Regions from separate parts of the Mus musculus genome. Here region 2 is linked to region 1. The links are chromatin loops, found by intact Hi-C in ENCODE. Cell type or tissue: left cerebral cortex. All regions are shown on one strand.

Region 1 (2,500 bases):
TCAAATGTAATGCCATTTACAGCTTTATACCTTTTCTCCAGTATGTCTAAATCCCACTTCAAATGTGCAGCAACTTTAAGAGCAAGAAGCTTTAGGACGCGATTTCTCTTGTTATCAGGTGGAGGCTGGACTTGGTTTTGCTCATTAACTGAAGGTTTGGAAGCCTGCTCCAAAAACTGAACTATAAGCTGAACTGGTGCAGGATCTAGGATTTAAAAGAAATTAAATTCTTAAAGTTTTCGTTATAAAAACGCAAAAGGATTCGCGTATACTAAAGACTATGGTACTTGGGGGGCACGAAACATCTGGAGGTGTGGTCAGAGACAGCTGCAGATCGGCGTTTGCCAGCTTAATTAATAAGCAAGAGGGTCTGGGGACGATTCAAAACTGATTCATAACAAAGCATTTCACAGAGAAGAACTAAGCATTACAGGTTCCCAGTTCAAGATAAGACCAATGCCAATTGGAGGAAAGAAGTAGTGTTTTGACAGGGGTCTTTTATTGAACTGTCTCTAGCTTTGTTTCCCACCAGTAAAGTAGCGGCTAATGCCACTTTCTTCACTATAATGAAGGCTTCGCTAAGGACCGCAACCTATTTAAAGAGCTAAGCACGGAGGCTTGGCACCCTAGCCCCTAACAATGTGTCAATAGGAAAGCTCTAAAAGCACTGAGATACACTTGGTAAAACTGCCCCACCAATGATGCCAACTTTTCACAAAGTAGTCTCCTACAAGGCCAAATTCGGATGAGAACTGAGCAAACTAAAGGTAAAGACCTTACATTGTACCTTTACCAAAATGCCCGAAAGAGGAAAAGGGCCATGTTCCTTGCCCAACACGGGTATCCCTATACAACAGCCGAAGCAGCTGTTTTCGGGGGATTTATATTAATTCGGGGTTCAACAGTGAAATACACAATCCCCTGGCTGAATGAACCGAAGGCTACGGCCGGCTCTAGGCTCCGCAGAGCCGCTCTCCCCTCACGAAGTCACCCCCAGGGCCGTGCGACATCGGCGACCCGACCCCCGCACGGCGAGTGCGGGCGCCCTTCGCTGTGAGGACCGCGGCAGACCGAAAGCCTTTGTCTGAAACTTTCCGCAGACGCTCCGCGGCGACGTTCCCGGCTGAGGCACCGTCGAGCTGGGCCCAGCGGCGCCGGCCAGGCCTCAGGCAGCGGGGGACAGAAGGCAGCGGGCCGCAGACCACGCCCGCCCGCCCGCTCGCTCGCTCGCTCACCCGGACAGGCTTTGCGCAGATGCTTCTCCAACAGCGACTCCTCCAGCAGGAACTCGAACCAGCAAGTCTGCGGCGGGGTGCAGGGCCGGCTGGAGGTGGCCGCCTCCCGGTCCGCCGCCTCCGCGCTCATCCTGCCCCCGCCGCCGCTGCTCCCGCCGCCTCCGGGCTCCAACCTGACCCTCGCCCAGTCCCTTTATCCAGCGAAACCGCCCGGAACCTCTAGTCAGCTCGCACAGCCCAAGATGGCGTAGTAGTCGGCCAGAGTCCGGCCCCGGATCCGCAGCTAGCCACGCTCTCGACCAATCCCAGTTAGACTTCGGAGGAAAGGGGCGGGAACAGCAGACTGCTCCGCCCCTTAGCTGCCATGGAGTCTCCTGGCCCTTCAGAAGCTAGATTCTGGCGGGGCTCTCCAGATTCTCTGGACATTCCCAGAGAAAATGAAGCGAGTTCGATGTCTTCGTAAGAAAACCAAAGAGACCAAATCTAGTTGCTTTGTCTTGGGTGCTTTACCTTTTTGAGACTCCTTCCAGCCTAACTCCTCTCCCCGTTTCCCAAGGCTTATTACATAATTAAGATCCAACTTTCCTGGGGTTGGGGATTTAGCTCAGTGGTAAAGTGCTTGCCTAGCAAGCCCAAGGCCCTGGGTTCGGTCCTCAGCTCCGGAAAAAAGAAAAAAAAAAAAAAAAAACAAACTTTTCTGCGACTTCCCAAGACTAACTCTCGGAATAAGAAGCTAGTTAATTTTCCTCAGATCTCCAGTCTAGGCACAGTAAACCCTATTTTACGCGTTCCACCATTCTGAAAGGTCCTTAAGTATCATTATCAATAAAACTAAAAAGCATGGTGTAGTGGGGCATTCCTGTAAAACCCAGCACTTGGAGAGCAAAAGCCAAAGCCAGATTGGTCCTTCTAGAGAGTTCCTGTGATCAGCTGACTGGCCAGCTGATCCGGACAAAATACATCCAGAAGAAAGTTTGAAGAAAACTCCCAGACATCCTATACACACCTCATAGAAAATTTCAGATATGTGTTACTAAAGATGATTGTTTTCATAAAGGGACCCTGAGAAACAAAGAAAAAAATTCAGATTTAGTCAGTTTCTTTTAGATGCTTCTCCTGTTTTGTTTTGCTTTGTTTGAAACAGGGTTTCACTCTGTAGCCCAGAATGACCTGGAACTATGTAGCCCAGGCTAAACTTGAACTTGCATCCATTTTATTGAATCAACCACCCAAGTGCTGGATTATAGATTAAGCTCTTTGTGGGC
Region 2 (2,500 bases), 62 kb before region 1:
TCGCCCGGCGGATGGCTCCGGCTCCGCACGTGGCGGGCGGCGCGCTCCGGCGTGTTTACATTCTGCGGCCGCTCCACGTTGTGCTGCCGTCCTCTCCTGCCATTGGCCGGCTCCTCCCGGAGGGGTGGGCCCTAGGCTCCCGCTCCCCGTGCCTCTGAGGAGACTTGGGGTTCCCCACCCCAGCCCTCCCAAGGCCTCTGCCAAAACGCGGAGCCGAACCGTAGCCTGACACTCCGAGATCTAAGAGCCACCGTGAGGGGGCCCGGCGCGAACTGGAAGGCGTGCGGGAGCCTGTGGTGGGCAACCAGCATGGGGGAGGAGCCTCTGAGCCGTGCAGCCGCGGCGCGCGCAGGTGAAGCGCCGAGAGGGGCGGAGGAGCACGGTCCAGGAGGGCAGCCGTACGGCCACTCGGCGCCCGCCCGCCCGCCAGCCCGTCCGCGCGCACTGAGGGCAGGGCGCGGCGCGCGCGGGCGAGCTGGGCGGGCGCGGGTGGGGGAGGGGAAGGCGCCGGCCGAGGTGTCAGTCTGCGGCGCATGCGTGCGGGGCGGTCCGGGCCCGGCCTATATATTGAGTTGGCGCCGGCGCCAGCTGAGCCGAGCTGTGGAGGGTCTGGCGGTGAGGAGGTATTGGGGACAGGGGCATGCGGGAGCTAAGGGAACCACGTCTGGCGGGAGCCATGGGAGAGGAAAAATGGGGGGCGGGGGTGGGACAAGAAGTAGGAGACTGGAATTCAGGGGTTCCCGAGGTTGGTCCCTGTCAGGATTCTTGTCAGGAGGCCAAGCAGAGGCAGGGGATGGAGTGTGTCCCCAAATGAGAGGCCACGGCAAAGCTTCTCTGGGAGCTTCTCTGTCCATCCTCACTTGGGGAAGGTCTCCCGCGCGAGAGGATTAAGGTGGGATCACTTCACGGAGAGATTCTTAAGCACGGTTTTCTCCTTTAATTCCCCCCCCCCTTTCCTTCTGCTCTTCTGGAATTGGGGTCCCGTCACCCCTGCAAGCGACACTGCCCGCCGGGTGGGGCTGGGAAGGAGGGAAAGGAGCCTGGAGGACGTGACACCAGAAGGTTCCCTCCACCCCCTGCTTCCCCGCCACAGCCGCTCTCCAAATTGGCGCGGAACCGGCTTCTCCACAGCCCGCTCTTGGAGGCTCGTCCAGGCGCCTGGCGGCCGAGGCCAGGACGTGCCTTTCCCACCCTGGTTGTCCTGGGGAGTGCATGAATGGCCCAGATGATCATCTAAGGGTGCTAGGGGACTTTGCAAATTCCTGAACGCACTCGCGTTCCCAGTGTACAGTTAAGGAAATGAAAGCATGAATGTAAAATTACTGAGATAGCGAGTGTATTTCAGAAAATAGTGCAGTGTTTTATTTTTAAAGGTTTAGGCCACCTTCTAGTAACGTTAGTTGGTAACTTCTGAATCAGTTTTAATTTGGAACTTGAAGATTATGGATGACTATGTTCTTGATTTTGTTTTTCTTCTCCCCTATTTAGAGGTTTCATAGTCCTTGAAGAGAATGTCAAGACGCAGGTAACAGTGTTAGTCTTGGAGACATGTTTCAAAATTAGCTGCTGCTTTTGAAATATATGACGTACTAATTAAGCTTCCTTTCTACAATTCATCACAGTAGCCGTTTACAAGCTAAGCAACATGCCCAGCCCAACCAGCCAGACTCTCCGCAAGAAACCCAGATAATTCAGGCCAAGAAGAGAAAAACAGCACAGGTGATTTAAGGAAAAAGAGGGAGAAAGGGAAAAATATTCCTTGCTGAAACCTTAGTTTACATGTTCTTTTCTATTCTTCAGGATGTCAAAAAAAGAAAAGAGGAGATCACCAAGAAGCATCAGTATGAGATTAGGGTAATGCAGAACTGGACAGGGTGGGCTGGGGAAGAATAAGAGTGGAATCATGTGTTATTGCCTTATAGTGGGAAGATTCTGATACTTTAGAGGTGAACTTGAAGGAGGTTCATATAAGCCTGAGTCCTACAGCTGCAGTGTAGATGGCTTAGAAGCAGCTGGTTCCCTTTGGTAAATCCCTCCCTTTTGGAGCTGGCTGGTATACTAGGTCTGCCTATATACTGCTCTTTGTTCATTTTCAGACTACAGTGGAGGGCCCTAATAGCTAATGAGTGGCATAAAAAGGATGTGAGATCACTGTCAGTTTGGCAACCCGGCTTTGGGATCCCTTCCTATGTGTTTACTTGGAGATGGTAATTCTTTCAAAAAGATTCTCTAAGTGATTCCACTTGACTAAATTTTTTGATGTTTTCACATTCAAGTATTAGAAAACACGTTAAAAAGAGCTATTTTTTAAAAAAGTATCCTTGCTAGAATTTCTAGATTCAGAGAACTAGTCTTAAAATTATTTCACTTTACATTAAAATGCATGTTATTATTTCAGTACATTAAGTATTGTATTACCTTGTATTACCAGGCTTCGTTATCTAACTTAAGAAGACTAATATGAATTATATGGCTTTAAAAATAAAATACAGGGCTGGGC

The links. Peaks named below come from ENCODE experiments on the same cell type or tissue, not always from the same donor. Only the 100,000 strongest peaks of a DNase experiment are listed, where the experiment ranks them.
Region 2: it touches region 1 in a loop (6-fold over the local background); 9 of 42 quality-filtered maps call a loop at or near these places.

What each region holds. Positions count from the first base shown.
Region 1 is chr4:11,252,746-11,255,245 of GRCm38, forward strand. Ints8 (integrator complex subunit 8) reads right to left here and starts at 1,514. Exons shown (of 27, transcript NM_001159595.1): 1 at 1,236-1,514; 2 at 31-205. The coding sequence starts at 1,365. In left cerebral cortex, a CTCF peak has its summit at 1,282; DNase peaks (open chromatin) are centred at 746 and 1,526; H3K4me3 peaks cover 1,969 bases; H3K27ac peaks cover 1,479 bases.
Region 2 is chr4:11,191,193-11,193,692 of GRCm38, forward strand. It overlaps Ccne2 (cyclin E2), which reads left to right and starts at 517. Exons shown (of 12, transcript NM_001282943.1): 1 at 517-623; 2 at 1,489-1,525; 3 at 1,623-1,719; 4 at 1,801-1,854. The coding sequence starts at 1,512. A630034I12Rik (a long non-coding RNA gene) reads right to left here and starts at 38. Exons shown (of 3, transcript XR_001784240.1): 1 at 1-38. In left cerebral cortex, a CTCF peak has its summit at 1,171; DNase peaks (open chromatin) are centred at 69, 497, 846 and 1,097; H3K4me3 peaks cover 1,641 bases; H3K27ac peaks cover 777 bases.